2 separate regions of the Homo sapiens genome follow, and region 1 is linked to region 2. A link is an interaction called in ENCODE POLR2A ChIA-PET data of the cell type or tissue named here. Cell type or tissue: endothelial cell of umbilical vein. All regions are shown on one strand. Links, peaks and the distances in the headings refer to the core of each region. The heading gives the core; the rest is flanking DNA.

Region 1 (8,340 bases), core at 91-8,090, 76 kb before region 2:
AAACAATGTAGAAACTTGCTCATTGGCACACTGGCAAATGGGATCCCGACAACTGCAAAGAAAGACTCTGTCCAACTACTTAAAAATCAATGCAGTTTGTCTTTTGAAAGTACAAAACAAATTGTAAAAATAGTCTCACTGGACAAGCAATGCCTCAACCTGAAAAAATGGCTCTAACGTTAGGACTTCTTCACTCTTGTCTGTGAGGTGCAGGCGATTTGGCTGTGTGGGTATGCTAGGGGCTCAACCATCCTATTTGCCTGGGACAAAGGCATTTCCAGGAACATGGAGCTTTTGGTTTTGAAACTGGACAGTCCTGGTAGACAGAGATGGTGGAAACCCTAGGGTATGTTTTTTTCATATTTCTCAATGATACTTTATACAACATAAGCCAGGTACTGTACTCGATTTGGTTTTACAATCAACTTTATTGGACATTCGTACTGAGTTCATTTCTCGATGGCACAGTTTCTTTACCAAGTTAGTAGTCATGCCTGTAAGTCCTGACAGGGTTTATTAGTGGCTTAATTACCAGGTATGCAAAATGCCATGTGTTTTAATTTTTTTAAAGTTCAATTAAACAAACAAGTTTCTTCAATTAGGGCAATCAATGCTTTCTCTTTCTTGTCAGTTCCCAAATGACTTTTTTTTTTTAATACAGGAATGGAAGTCTTAGAAAGTTATATATGATTTTAAAAAATCCTTTCTCAACTTCATCTAGTGATTTCTAACTCCATCTCCTTTAGAAAGATTATATAGAGACTATTGCCAGGTACAGTGGCTCAGGCCTGTAACACCAGCACTTTGGGAGGCTGAGGTGGGCACATCATCTGAGGTCAGGAGCTCGAGACCAGCCTGGCCAACATGGTGAAACCCCATCTCTACTAAAAATACAAAAATTAGCAGGGTGTGGTGGTGCACGCCTGTAGTCACAGCTACTCGGGAGGCTGAGGCACAAGAATTGCTTAAACCCAGAAGGTGGAAGTTGCAGTGAGCCAAGATAGCACCTCTGCACTCCAGCCTGGGTGACAGCGTGAGACTCTGTCTCAAAAAAAAAGGAGAAAGAGACTATGCAATAAAGGTGTAGAAAACTAAAGTGAGCCATCAACAGATTATAATATATTCCCCATTCATTCAACTTCTTTTTGGTGTAGATGAGTATCTGTTGTCTTTGAGGCAGATGATATCTAATGGAAACAATTAATTTCGAAAACTCTATCTATACATGGCCCCAGGTATGTAACACTGAAATGATCTTCATTTTATAGATGCCAAGAATAATGTCAGTCATGGGAAACTCCCAGCGTTACTGGCTCCCACAGCATGATCCTCATTTAGCAAAAAATTACCTGAAAAAAACCTGCTCACTGTGACCTGATCTTTGAATGTTATGTTGTATTTCAAACTCCTTGTTTTTGTACAAAACTGAAAACACCCCCAAAAATACATGAAGGGGAATAAACATATCATGTTTTCATTAAACAGTTAAATGGACAGCTATTTAAAGGATATATTTATAAAATAGTGTACATTTAAAATATCTAGTGGTATTATTTAAATTATTTAGAAGCCATCTGTGACTGGTATAGTGCATTCAAAGGCACAATTGATTTGAAGACTGAAACACAGTACAGATTTCAGTTCTTACATTTAAAATGTCCTGAGTTTTAGGTTATATAATGATAAACTATACCTGCTAAAAAATATACATAGAAAAAAGAAATAATTTTTATGCAAATAAGACTCATCTGTAAGATTCATTTATTCTATCCAGTAGACCATAGGAAATGTGTCTGGATTACTGGGCATAAATATGCAACATTTAAAAGGGAGTGGAGATCTTTATTAAAACAGAAGACTCTTCAAACTCCATGATGATGTCAATAATATAGGTCCTTAGAGCACATTATTGTTCTAAACAGAGGTCCCCATACTTCCACATTGGTTATAAAATATTATTTTGTGCTGCTGGCCTGGAATGAGAATGTCATACATCTGCAGGCAATTAGAAGAAGCTGGACTGCATGTTTGATTAGCTCAATAAGAAATGGGCACAAGTGTGACTCGACTTATGTTAGTCAAATTCCCTAGACAGATTATCCTGTTGTTATCATATGAAATAACCCCCTTTTATCAACAATTAAGTAAATCCACATTTATGGGCACTTTGCAAAATTGTGAGGTGGGAAGAAATCCAACTTAAGCCCTAAGCCTTCCAAAAAACTTTTAACCCTGCTTTCAATGGTATAGACACCAATCCCAAATTTTAGAAACTGGCTGAATTACACAGATCAATTTGGGTTGGAAATAACCTGTGTGCACACAGTCAACAGGTATGTATTTAGCATATTCCATAAGCAAGGCACTTAATAGTCTGCTTATAACTAAAAAAAATTCCCAAAGAAGAAAGAACTATAAATGTTTTACTATGTGAAACGTAACTTACTTTGTTAGGTAGTCTAAATATTTTCTAGAAAAGTTAAATAGGATTTTATTTTCATTAATCACAGTACAGTTTCTACCGTAACCAATACATGTTGTAAGTCTTGAATATATTTTATTCTAGGACCTCTTCATTTAGTTCTGGGCATTGTTCTTGAATTCAACCATAAATGTCAATGACGGTCTACAAACTACTTTGGGAAATGACTCATTCATTTATCTGGTTTTTTTTTCTCCCAAGTACCATTAAAGTACACATCTAAAGTATTCAAAATAATTCAGTATATAAAAGTTGATACTTAAGAATTTTTCAGCAAAATTTTTTGATTTTGGGAAAAATACTACCAAACTTTCCAGTCTAGTTATATAACTAAATAACACAATTAAAAGTTGGTCTATCTTAAATAAACTCAAGATTTTTTTTATCAGTATTAACCCAAATACATGTATAAGAATAACCTCATCATTTTATCTCCTTGACATAATCCTTAAATTCAATATCAGAATATCAAGCAGATGCTGAAGCATTCATCATCAATACTGGAATTCTGACTCATGACAGTAACACGAAACAGATGCTAATACGATGCACCCTCTGAAAAGTGACACCATCACAACATGGGTTAGGTCTTGATGTGGGGTACTTAAAGCTTACAAACAAAATATGAAATAAATAAGAGTCAGAGCATGACAAGTTTCCTTCATTTTTTTTTTTTTTTTTTTTGAGACAGAGTCTCACTCTGTTGCCCAGGCTGGAGTGCAGTAGCATGATCTCGGCTCACTGCAACCTTCACCTCCCAGGTTCAAGCAATTCTCCTGCTTCAGCCTCTCTAGTATTTGAGACTACAGGCATGTGCCACCATTCATAGAGAATTTTTGTATTTTTAGTAGAGATGGGGTTTCGCCATGTTGGCCAGGCTGGTCTTGAACTCCCGACCTCAGGTGATCCACCCGCCTCATCTTCCCAAAGTGCTGGGATTACAGGCGTGAGCCACCGTGCCCAGCCCCTTGCTTCATTTTTAAGCCATTTAAACTCGAGTATCTTTTACACAGAAGATAAAACTAAACACGGGTGAATAAGGGGCAGCATCCCAGGGCACAAGAAAATGCATCTTTCATTTAATGTAGCAGCTCAGTGGTCTCTATTGAAACCCTTGGTGTTAAGGGAGGAAGGTGCTCTCTTCCTTACACATGACCAGTTAGAAAGTAAGAACTCCTGGACCCTTTCCATTGGCCCACGTGTGCCATACACGTATGTGGTGGTGACATGGAGTTCTGCACTATGGGATCTACCTAATCAGCCTCTGGCAGGGAGAAAGGAGTCTGGAGGCTCCTATGGCCCCATTTCAGTAACACAGTCTCCACACCAGGCTGCTCTGAAATGGTTTGCCAAGAAGAAAGGGAAACAATCTCATAGCACAGTTCAGTTAGCTAATATCCTACATGTCTTCAAAGCCCCAGATTCTTATCACTTTGCTAATACGAGCCTACAGCTGTTTCTAGAATACACAGTGATGTGTATGCTCTGTGAAAATAAACAGAAAACCCTAGGCAGATGATGCCATGGTGCAAGTGATATAAGTGAAACGTCGTCAAATGAGAGCTTAAAAGAGATATAAACGTGAGTGGGGGAGAATCCCTCCAAGGTAATGAGAAGCAGGAGCCCCATTTCTTTACTCCTGAATGAGGAAAATAAGTCTGTGGCAAGTTCGATGAAAAGAAACTTGAGAAACCAAAGGGGTACATCTGTAGAGTAGCTTGACAGCATAATTTCAAATTCCCAGTGAATAACCTGATGGTGACTTTTGCCAGCTGTGACTTTGGCACCCGCCTTCCTGGGTTGGAAGGTCAGCTCTGCACTTAGCACCTGTGTGACCTCTGGTTCTCAAACTTGGCCGCACATGAGGAACTGAAAAAAAAGCCGATGCCTGGAACCCACCTCAGAGACTGTGATTTAACTGGGCTGGGGTGTAGCTTCGCCATCGAGAAGTTTTAAAGGTTCCCAAGTGACTCTAAATATGGGCAGCTAGGGTTGGGAACCACTGATGAACTTTCTAAGCCACAGTTTCCCATTTGTAAAGCAATGATGACAACTACAGCAACTACCCTTTAGGAATATTGTGATGATTAAATATAATGCAGACAAAGCACTTAGCATGATGTCTGGCACGCGAGAAGTCCTTAATAAATTATCATCATCCTCACCACGAGGTGCACTTGGGCAAAAGCTTTCAATGGTTAGGAAAATAAGTTATTCCTACCTTGGCACACGTTGTGTTCACTTTGCTCGTAGCCTGCTGCACACTGGATACGGTGGGAAGGGTTGGAGGGAATGCGCTGAGGGTCAGCTGGGTTCCGCCGGATGACAAAGTTATTTCGGCCAGTCTGCATTTCAGGGCCTGCGACTGCAGCAGCACTGGCCACAAAACCACCCCCGGGCAACACTCCACTGGTTGCCATGCTGCTGGCAGCTACAACCCCGGTGGTTGCCCCTGAGGTTCCTTCTGCTGGTTGTGTTTCCTGCTGAGGCTGTTCATTATTGACAATAATCTGGGCTGTTTTCGGAAGGCAGAGGTATCCTCCATAGTGGTTGACACACTTCATTCCACCTTTACAAGCGTCTGGGACAATGTCACATTCATCAATATCTGTGGTCAGTAATAAAATAAGTCAGGAATCTTCTAAGAGGGAAAAATCAAACATGTAAATATAATGCTCATGCCTTTTTGGTATAACACAGACAGGACAGGAAGAGTGACACAAGAGATGGAGACAGAAGGCAATGATCACATGGAAGTCTTTGAAGCTGGCTCACCTTTGCATTGCTGTCTCACAGGATCCCACTCATATCCGTCAGTGCATTGCTGTGAAGAAAACATCAAAGGTGGGGCCAGGAGACAGTTAATTGGTGTGTCCATTCCCTAAGAAATCACTCTAAAAGCTTCATTCTTATGGCAACAATCCTTGTGCTAAAGTCCTAGATATATGATGAGATGGGTGGTTTAACATTCTATCGCTTTTTTTTCAAAAGACAAGTCTGTGCATTGGACAGCTTCGGGGGTCCATTCTCAACCATCAGCTGCCTAAACTCTTCTGTTCTTTTTGGTACAGTTGCCCAGTACCATCTTCTTTTCTGTTTTGAGACTAATCTTCTCCAACTTCTCTGACTGCTCTTTATTAATTTGCCTTTTTTCCCACATTGGAAATGTTAAAAAAAAAAAAGACCAAATTCTCTCTCTTTCCTCGCCCTCTCCCCCGCCCCCACCCCCAACCAGCCCTGGACTCTTCTCTCTCTCTCTAAATCCTCTTACAGCATTCAAGCACCTCCATCTCACACCCTGACCTGCTCCCTAGCTTCAGCTCCTAAGGAACAGAGGTGTTCCTCCTAGCAGTTCCCAGCTTCAATCTCCTCTCTAGTTCACCCACTGAACAAACAGCCTATGGATCACCTTCTGAAACCAGGCAGTTTTAGGGCCTGGGGATGCAAAGATGATGCAGACTTTGTCCCTGTCCTCAAGCAGCTCAAAGACCAGAAGAGGAGACAGATAGGTAGACAAGTTGCAGCAAGATGGCAGGTGCCTTCTACAAGTGTATGCAGGAAGGAGTAATGGACTCTGCCCGGGGGCATGGGTGAGCATGGCAGGGCAGAAGGGAAGACTTGACAGAGGAGGTGACAGTAAATCAGGCTTTACAGGATGAGCAGGATTTTTCCAGGTGAATGTGGGAATTCTAGGAAGAGAGGCTATTGTGACAAAGGCATAAAATTTTTGAAAAGGGAAGGAGCTGCAAGGAGTTCTGGGTAGGTGGAGGATGAGGTTACAGAGGTAGGCAGGGCCAAAACAAGAAAGCCTTTCTTTAGGAATGGAAGCCTGAATTCTACCCTGAAGGTCAGTGAATCTCAAGCTTTATTGTGTCTAAGGATCATTCAGGGTTCTTGTTAAAATGAAGATTCCTGGGCCCACCCAAAGGATTTGATTCTGTAGGTCTGGGTAGGGGGCCTGGAATCTAAATTCTTAGCAAGTATCCCAGGCGATTCCCATACAGGTTGTCTAGGAACTACTTCTTGAGAAATGTTGCTACAGGCGATAAGAGGCCTCTGAAGAATTTTTAAGCTCAGGAAACAATCTGATCAGACGCTCATTTGAGAAAGTCACTGTAAGGAAGAAGCCCAAGGAAGGATTGAGCAAAAGTGGAGTAAACAAACAAATAAACTTAAATTCTTTTAATATAACTGAGAGCTGCTTATGTACACAATGGATGCTTGACAAGGAAATAGCTGAATGGAAGCCCAGAGATCCATTTAGATATTTTACTGATGTCTGAAACTTACTGGAGCGAGAACTAAATTCACTTTGTCTCTCAGACTAATTTTTTTCTTGTTTCCCAAACAGTGTTAAAGGTACCACTACCTTTTTCGAAACCCAGGATTCCAACTTTAACATCAGTGCTGAATGCTCCACTTATTTTCCTTCCATCTCTGCTGACTTTGTGTCCATTTCTACCATGTCTACTAAGAAAGGCTTTTGCTGGCCCATGAGTAGGCAAGGCCCCGCATCTCTACATGCTGCATACAGACCCCATGATCTTTCTTGTGCTCTTGGTTATGTTGCTCCTCTCTCTGAGACCTCACAGTGACCTGCAGATCTCTCATCATCACCATCTCTGGGTTCTTCCCACTACCCAGTTCCAGCTGATCTGACCTTATCACCACCTGGATTGGTCTCAGGTGCTTTCAGCTCTAGCTTTTGATTATGCCACTCTCTGACTCAGGTGCCTCTTCAGCCTTTCTAGATCAATCCAACCAAGGTCATCACTTCCTTCAAGAACCAGCACAGAGTTCTGTCTCCTCTAATATGCTGGCACCAACATTAATCACCTCCTTGCTTTTCTATTTCCTTGGCAATTTGTATAATCTGTATAATAGTATCATTTGTCCTTGCTTAGGAACTTTGTAGTTTTCAACACTGTCTTCCCAGGCTAAATTCTCCAAGAGGAGACTGAATTTTCTTAGTAAACAAACAAATTCTTTTAATAGTGATGAGAATTGCTTATGCAGATAGTTGTTGAGTAAACAGCTGAATGGACACCATCTTTAATATGGAAGAGGACTATGAGGCTATTATGTGGATACGAGCCCATTCTTCTGAAAAGTATCTTTCAAGCCAGGCAAAAATGGCAGTTCACTTGAATAATTTGTATGGTAAATAGAGAAGACTTGCAATTTGTTTTAGGTATTTACTTCTAGACATTTAATGTCAGTGTACTATTAAGTAAGCCTAGACTGAGTTTAGCTTCACCACTTGGCTATGTAGCCCTAAGCAAGTTAGACACTCTCTCTGATCTTCAGTTCTACCATTAGTGGAAGGAAGATGATGCCACTTACCTTACACATTGCCGCAAGGATCAAAGGAGATCGTGTCTCCACAGCGGGATACTCAGAAATAGTTATTATCTTGTCCTTTAACCATGAATTATTAGGCATACAAAATTTAAAGGAGAATAGGCCCAATCTTAGCACAAAAGGGTAACATATCTGGAAAATTTGTTACAATAATAATGAACCCTAGTTAGTGGTCTTAAAACTATCATGTTTAAGCCACAGGGAACCTTCTCTGGTAAAAATGAGGAAGATTTAGGTGATTAGCAAAGGGAAGGGCATAGAAGATAAGCAACTGGAAAAGAAGTAAAATCTTTTATGAGATGATTATAAAAGTGGGTAGTGAATTTAATTTTAGCTCCCTGAGAAGGCAGTAAGTTTAGTCTGAATAACAAAACATTTTCATTTTAAGATAAACAGCACATGCCTTCATTTTTCTTGCTTAATTTATCTTCAGCAGAGGAAGCAACTGCATTTAACATGAAGTTAACAAAATATTTGTATTAAGCTATTTTATTTAT
Region 2 (8,340 bases), core at 17-8,016:
CACTCTAAAATTTGTCCTCAGACAAGAAAACCAGCAATTACGTTGAAAAAGTAATGACCGTATACTCACCAAATGGCCAGATGTGTCAATAGCGGTGGCTATTACCTTTCATAGATGGTGGTATGTCCTCCCCTCTTGCCCACATCACTGTCATGGCTAAGTGAGACTGAGCCATGATCTAAGCCCCTCAGTCCACTGGGTGGGGCTAATCAATGGTAAGAATAATGATTAAGAACGGAAGGAAGAGGAAACGCCCTCAGAGTTTCCCCACCATCTGCCGTGGATGGCATCTCAACTTGAGTGAGTGTAAGAAGCACATAGGAAACTTGTTACAAATGTAGATCCCCAGGACCTACCTCTATATTTTGATTCAGTAGGTCTGGTTTTGGTGGCTGCGATTTGCACTTCGGTGGAGATTTTCCACTGCCTTTCTCCAGCTTCACTTCATACTAGACCATTTCTTCCTCTACATTGTAGACTCCAGCTCTAACAAGTTCTGAGAATCCAATGAGCTGTGTTTGCCCATACTTGGAATTATTTCTTCTTTCTCTCTCCCTCCTCTCTCTCTCTTTCACACACACACACACACACACACACACACACACCCCCTTGTGTGACAGTCACACATTGAAAACTATCACACACTGCCTTCTCTCCCCAGTCTCCCTTTTTTGGCACCTGTAATACACAATGGTGTTTTCTCACTCACATGCTTTCTCCTTCATTGACTGCAAACTTCCAAGTGTTGGCACTGTGCTTATTCATCTCTATATCCTCAACTATACTATTCTCAGTTTAGCATCTGATGTTTAATAAGTGCTCAAAAAAATTTTGTCAAACTAAATCAAATGTTTGTTGAAGCAAAGAATTATGGATTTCAGCTCATAACTTGTCCTTTAATAATTGAGACTTGACACAATTAAGAGAGTGGTAATTTACAGAGTTAGAAAAGTGGCTTTTCGTTTTAAAAGTCAGGTAAATATAAAGTTACAAAACAATTGAGAAAGAACAATTGAATATAATCTTGTGCCTCATATGGACTCCTAAGTACAAAGCTACTTTTGTAAAATAAGAATGTCTCATCATTAGGATTTAACTTTTTAAATATTGTTCTAAGTTTATTTTCTGGAGTCAAATTGCTCAGGATTAAAAATAAGCAGATTTTATCTTAATCAAAAAACAAGGGCTTCTCAGAGCAACATGAATGACGTTCAGTTTTTTCTTTTCTCTTAATCTTATATTTGATTTTCCTTTCTCTCTAGAAAGTTTAATAGTGAAAAGTTACCATAGAGAAGTGACAGGAGTATGTAGTTCTTCTTCCCTCTGCTAGAAAACATTAAGAAAAGATCATAAATGGGAACATCATATGCTGATGTGGAAGATGAGACAGCTTTTTATTAATCTTAAGTTGTCATGTCCACAACTGCACAGGGAGGTGGGCTCTCAATGGAAGCAAAGACATATACGTTTCTGCCTTGCCTACCTTAGTGGGTTGCTGTGATGGGCATTTAAAAAAGAAAAAGGAAGAAACTGATACAAAGTTGTTTTGGCAACAAAGCTATATTAATGTGGATAGATAGTCCACAGGCCAGATAAACTGAAATACAGTAGCAAAGTATCAAGGAGTAAGCTGTTTCTAACACTATCTATACATTCTGTTCAAGTATTCTGAGGATATTATCTAAGATGTCTCTATATGCATATTTTGGGTGCACCGCAATGTATGCATTTGTGATCTTAGTTCTGTTAGAGACTCTCTATAGATTTGTATTTGAGAGTAATAAATTTCAGTTTGGTCATTGGGTCTGTTCAGATGGTGGCAATTTTCCTATTTCCCTGAAGACTAGTGTTATTTATTCAAAGCTGTAATTATTTGGATATCTTCTGAAAACCTGGAGGACTACCCCTTCCTGCAGCTATCTTGGCTGTGGAATGGTGTGTGGGGTGTCGGGAAGCACATGAGCTTTGGAGTGAAGTGGACCTTGGTGTGACTCCTGGTTCTAATACTTAACTACCTGTGGGCTTTAAGGCAAATTGTTTTATTTCTTGGAGCCTCAGTTTCTGTGTTGGTAATACTTGTGCATGAGATTAAGAACTAAATGTGGTGTTTGTGAAAATGTCTAACTAGTACAGAATCTGATACACAGATTCTCCATAAATGCTAATTTTATTTTGTTTTAATTTTACTCCTATGTCCTTTGGTTAACTCAATTACTTTTTCTGTTAGTTTTACAAATCTTCCACCTCTAGAGTTTACAAATGTTATCCAAATCCCACTCATTTTTTATGCTTGTGTCTTTTTTGTTATTTTCCTCCTTCCTAGAATTTTTTCATATCCATTTCTGTATCTTGCTTGAATTACTGGTTTATTACCAATGTACTAGGGTAGTTAGTATATAGGTCAAGAGATGTCTCAATCTCTAAGTTGAAGGGCTTCTGAGTTTACATGATGTTATTGATTCCTCTGAACCTTATGGTATCTAGAGTTGATACAAGCTGTATTTGCAATTCAGTTTTCTCTTCTTTCTCTCCATCATCTGAGACATGTCCTCCCTCAAACTTCAGCCTTGAATTCTGAAACATCTCAGGTCTTTGGATACTCAAACTCAAGCTAGTGCTGAAGTAGTATTAATTTTGTTATATTTGAGTATCTTTTGCATCCTACTTTTTGGAAATTAACTCAAAACAAAGGTAGAAAATCTATATAAATCAACTGAAAAAGTGCTGGTAGATGAGAGGACCCATGAGAATCCACTCAATGTTACTCTCTTCTGTATCCTAATTTCCTAGCAGTTATGATAACTACCTGAAGTTTCCCTAAATGAACTTCTGCTCTTTGATTTCTGGTTGAGAGTCACTATCCAAGCAATAACTCTTTTCAAGTCTGCTTCCTTTCACCTTGTCTTTTTGTTATTTCTGGGACTGGGACTCTGTATCCTCCAAGGTTTGAAAAATAGCCAAACATTATTTATTATTTTTGCAGCCTTGTAGGCATTTGGAAAATGTTTGGCTTCAAATTGATTTCAATAAAATAGTTGGCTGGAGTTACAAATGAGCATTTTGGCTGGAATTGTGTTAAATACCAGTTTGAATTTTGGTAAAGCTGCCCTGAATACATCTATCTTTGTCAATGGATTTGTTTGTTTATTAAGTGCATACTTTCTGGATTTTTGTGGGAAAAGAAGGTCAGACAGAGGAACATGAGGATTAGAAGTGATTACGAACAGGGAAAGGGATTCATGGAGAGTGGTGTCTAGAGATAAGGCATTACGAGAAGGGAATTTGAGTCATAGTGTGCATAAGTGGGTGTCGAGTCCAAAGCCAAAGCCGGAACTGCCATTGAGCTGAGCTTCCCACTGGCATGTTTTCCACATTCTGAATGGTGGAGACATTCTTGAATAGGTAGTCACAATTAACAACAGAACATAAGTATTACTGATACAAAGGATGGTTCCCATAAAAAGGCTTTATCCTTCTCTAGTTCAAGCTTCTGCAAAGCCTTAAAAAGAAGCCAGCTCCACTTCAAGAGATATGGTGCATTCTACATCCCTGTGACCCAAGCGGATAAGTAATGTCCTCAGAGAAAGCCATTATTAGTAGGTTGGATAATGATAATAGTATGAGTAATTGGAGAGAAATAAAGTAGTTTCTGTTAGAATAGTCATTGGGGGCTGCCTATATGTAATTGGGTTGCAATCCTTAAGACTAAACTTATGCCAACTTCTCTTTCATAAAAAAAGAAAATTTTGGAGGTGCTCTTTCTGCAGACCAGAGACATAATAATAATTAACTTCAGTGACATGAGCCACTGATCTGCTCCATGGAATTGAAGTTGTAATGGCTGAATCAGCTTGGACCTACCTTCTCTGGTAGAGTACATCCACAGTAAAAGAAGGAGAAAAGTTTTTCCTGGAAATATTTAGGAGACAGTGTTTAGAATCCAGATCTCTGAAGATTCTTGCAACAGAGAAGAAATGTCAGTCTAAGTTCGTCAGAGTTTTCTTTTTTCTTTTTTTCTGGAGATGGAGTCTCGCTCTGTCACCCAGTCTGGAGTGCAGTGGCACGATCTCGGCTCACTGCAACCTCTGCCTCCCGGGTTCAAGCAATTCTCCTGCCTCAGCCTCCTGAGTAGCTGGGACTACAGGCACCCGCCACCATGCCTGGCTTATTTTTTTGTATTTTTAGTAGAGACAGGGTTTCACCGTGTTGCCCAGACTGGTTTCGAACTCCTGAGCTCAGGCAATCCACCTGCCTCAGCCTCCCAAAGTGCTAGGATTACAGGCGTGAGCCACCACGCCTGGCTGTTTGTCAGAGTTTTCTAAGAGGATACTTGGTTTGGGAAGATGGAAGTGATGCTAAAGGCAACAAACATGAAAGCATGGAAGATGATTAGATACTTGCAGCCTGTAAGCCTGTAAGTCTCCACGACAGAATGTTGGGCAAGAGTGCAAAAGGGTAGACTTACCCATTGTCAGCTTCTTGGAGGCAGGGGCCAAGTTTGAGATTTCTTCTGCAATTCTCGCAGTGCCTGACTGGAACTCAATGGCTTCTTTGAGGAGTTGAGTGCCATGCCACAATCTGGCAGGATTCACATCCTATAAGAAGGTGTTTATTCTAGAAGCAAATGCATCCCCATTGTCAATTTAACTGTCTAGTGACCCAGGAAAAAGGCATAACCCCTACAAAATCTCAGTTTTCTCACTAAAAAATAGGATCCCAGTATCTATCTCACAGGCTTGCTGGGAGTTTAAATAAAAATATTTACATAAAATGCCTAACAATGTCTGACATGGAACCATACAGTACTAATAACAGTGTCAAAAGCTGCTATTTAATTAGGGATGACCATGTTCTTAGCCTTCTACTAAGCATTTTATGTAGATTATCTCATTTAATCTTGACAATAACCCTTTCAGGAAGGCTGTTACAGAAATCAAACTGAAAATGGGAGAATAACCAATAGCAATACCTTTCCATGGAGTTACAAAGCAACATGGAACTCATTTTTCAGAAATATGAGTTCCAGCAATATAGTGAGAAAAGGAGACTGAAAGAGACAGATACCAGGAGGCAGCATCATTCTCTGATTTTAAGAGCTCCTTTTGAAGAGGACCCTAAGAAAGCCACCTAGGAAGCACCTGTAAAAGGACACCTGGATCTTTATAGGGCAACAGCAAGGGTGGCTAGACATAGTACTGTGAGGAAAAAGATGAATGAAACATTTTCTCAACTGCTTTGGAGATAGTAAGGGAAATTCAGGACCAATTAGAGAAGACAGGGGCTCAGTTTAGGGAAGAAAGCCCATAGGGGAAAAAGGCCAAGGGGATAATACCTGATGCCTAAGGCCTGAGGTCCTAAAAACAATCTTTTAGGATGGAGATTGAAGAATGCACGTCCCTCAGGCAGGGACAATACATACTCAACTATTCTGATTGGCTTGCATATGTTTGGGGAGCGAATGCCAGGAGTCTTCATAAATACTTACTTTTAAGTTACTATATTGAGGTAAATACACTTAGAGAAAAATGCTCAAATCATAAGTGTGCAATTTGATGAATTATCACAAGGTAAACACACCCACGTAACTACCACCCAGGTCAAGAAAGGGAACATTACCATCTTTATAAATATTTACTACTTAGAGTTTTCACATGCTTAGTTTCTTACATAAATTTGTGTCTTTCTAACATAGACATTTAAAGTAAAATGTGGCCAGTTAGGATGTTTTATGCATAAAGTGAGAAAAGTGGCTTGTTTGAAAAATGAGTTGGAGAAAACACTTGAAATCCATCCAATTCTATAAAAGCAATCTATTGAAATCTGCATAAATTATAACTAAAACCTGAAATAAGGGACAATTTTATACACCTTCCAAATCCAACAGGGTACTGAAAAATTGAGGTTCAAGGAGGAATCCCTGTTTTATCATTTTTTGTTTTAAAAGCACTATGCTGCTTAAAGCCTTCAAGAAATTACAGCTTTTGGCACTGTCCCAAGCACATTGTGTGCTTAGTAAATATTTCTTTATAATGACAATGGTGATGTTACCTTTTTTATATAGTACATGGTGATCTTTGGCCCCCTAAAGCAAAAATCTGTGCAAAGATATATGACTTTTAGTTCTCTGCAGTTGTTGCTTGGAGCCTCAGGAGAGACAATATTCTTTGTGTATTAGTGGTGTGTTTTATACACGGATTGAAATTATTTGCCCTTTACCTCTATCCTTCTCCACAACCAAACACAGGCTCTGGGTTTTGCAGATATCAATAAGGAAAGAAAATAAGCAGCAAAGCTGGGTGTAAGTCGCTCACATCTGTAATCCTTGCACTTTGGGAGGCTAAGATGGGAGGATAACTTGAGGCCTAGAGTTGTAGACAAGCTTGGGCAACATAGCAAGACCTCATCTCTACAAAAAATTTAACAAGTTAGCTGGGTGTGGTGGCACACGCTTGTAGTCCCAGCTACTTAGGAGGCAGGAGGATTGCTTGAGCTCAGGATTTTGAGGCTGCAGTGAGCTACGATCAATCACTGCACTCTAGCTTGGTCAACAGCAAGACCCTGTCTCAAAAGAGGAAAGAAGATGAACAGAAGTATCACAGAGGAAAACAAATTGTGAGTTAAAACCACGCCCTTTGCTTCAAGGAGTCAATATTACAACTTAGTATAGCAATTAACCACACCTTATATTAGATCAGATTCCATTATGTGCATACTTGTACTTTAGTGGATAGTCATTTGTGAACTGAAGAAGGTTCTCCATGGCAGCCACCATGGTGGGTGATGATAAGAAGAAAATAAAAAGACATTTGCTAAATAGGACAGTTATCTGACTTTTATAGACTATAATATCCTTAATGGATTCTTTAGTTGAAACTTTACAGGATACAGAGTTGACATGATATGTACATTTGATGATGAATAATGAATATGGTAACATTTACCTGTTTGTGAATGCAAACTCAAGCTCGGTCTTAGGAACTCCCCAAATGATCCCTGTTATGCTAATAATATATTAATTACTTGTTCTGCCTTGATTTTTAGGTTGGCAGTAACAATTAGGAAGAGATGAAGCATCTATTTCATAGGACTATGTGCATTTTATGTTGTTTTTGTGTTCTCAGCAACAGCATTTAGCATTTACCCACTGAGGTTAAAGTATAAATAGATGTCAAATTTATATAAATCTTTCTTCCTTGGCGTCTACTTTAGCCAATGGGTTATAATTTAGTAGCTTTGATTTTGAGTCAACCATTTGGCTTACATGAAAAATTGAGTAACTCTTTCAGGAACTTTTATTAGAATGTAGACTGTTCAAGTTAATTATTTAGGGATAAGTGTCATGTGGTAGAAAGTAAACTGGACTGTAGTTTCAGGTTTACCACTAACCAGCTATATGTCCTGGAGCCACTTAATTTTTGGGCCTCAAAATCAGCTAGTGGTTAAAATTGTGGGCTTTGGAGTCAAGCAGACCTGGTTCAAGGCCCTTATTAAGCCTCTAGGAGTTTCAGCTTTTTTTCATCTGCAAATTGAGACCAGTAATAGTCTCACTTCATATAACATTGTTATGGGGACTAAATGGGACTGTGTATGTCAAATGCCCAGTATACAGTCAGTGCTCAATATATAAGAGTGCTGGAATAAGTGGCCACTATTTTCCTTTCCAAATCCAAAGATTTGATTTCTGTGAATGGTGGAGCTTCTGAAATGTCTGTCAAGATTGTATCCAGAAAGGAATTTCAGGTCCTTGAGAGATGGCACATTGTAGCCAAGCTTTACTTCTGCATAGGCCATTGGGCATTGGTGTATTTTTGTTACACATTTATTGAAAACCCTGACATCCTTTGAAAGAAAAGAGAGGGAACCCTGTTACCCCATCAGAGGAAGAAAGACCATGTGGAGTCATCTAGCACAGTCCTTCAAGAGAAGCTGTTTGCTTGCCTTAATTAAGGGTTGTGTCTTTAGTATCACTAAGGCTAGGGCAAAGAGGCATGGCTGCGCCCAGGAAGGAAAATGATCAAAGATACATGGCCAGTGTCCTTAGGAGGGGCCGATTAGGAGGCAAAATAGTCCTCCCACCAGCATCCTCTCTCTTGCAGTTTCCACAGCAATGGGAGAAGACTGTGGTGGTGAGAAACAGCAGCAGGAGTCTAGGCTATCCTCAAAGCTTGCCCATTCACTCTAAGCATAATGACTACGTCCTACATCTTTCCAGTTCTTTATTATTAACAAATATTTTACCAGCCATGAGAAGTAAGCAGGAAAGTGAATAATTTGCCTGTTGTAAAGATCAGGAAAATCAGAGAGGCTTAATTTAAGTAGGGGAATCAGATACTGAAAACC

What was found. Peaks named below come from ENCODE experiments on the same cell type or tissue, not always from the same donor. Only the 100,000 strongest peaks of a DNase experiment are listed, where the experiment ranks them.
Region 1: POLR2A ChIA-PET joins it to region 2 with 12 read pairs; 4 of 35 experiments call an interaction of 5 or more read pairs at or near these places.

The regions. Positions count from the first base shown.
Region 1 is chr2:55,912,962-55,921,301 of GRCh38, forward strand. It overlaps EFEMP1 (EGF containing fibulin extracellular matrix protein 1), which reads right to left. Exons shown (of 12, transcript NM_001039348.3): 4 at 5,258-5,306; 5 at 4,704-5,090. Among named protein-coding and RNA genes, the nearest start is that of EFEMP1, 6.6 kb to the right of the region's middle. In endothelial cell of umbilical vein, for the core only: no CTCF peak of the experiment used is centred there; DNase peaks (open chromatin) are centred at 2,580, 2,920, 3,740, 5,210 and 2 weaker places; H3K4me3 peaks cover 8,000 bases; H3K27ac peaks cover 6,609 bases.
Region 2 is chr2:55,989,408-55,997,747 of GRCh38, forward strand. The region is part of intron 2 of MIR217HG (MIR217 host gene); the gene reads right to left. The region is part of intron 3 of LOC105374690 (a long non-coding RNA gene); the gene reads left to right. Among named protein-coding and RNA genes, the nearest start is that of MIR216A, 4.5 kb to the left of the region's middle. In endothelial cell of umbilical vein, for the core only: no CTCF peak of the experiment used is centred there; DNase peaks (open chromatin) are centred at 544, 1,764, 3,264, 6,004 and 1 weaker place; H3K4me3 peaks cover 123 bases; H3K27ac peaks cover 6,363 bases.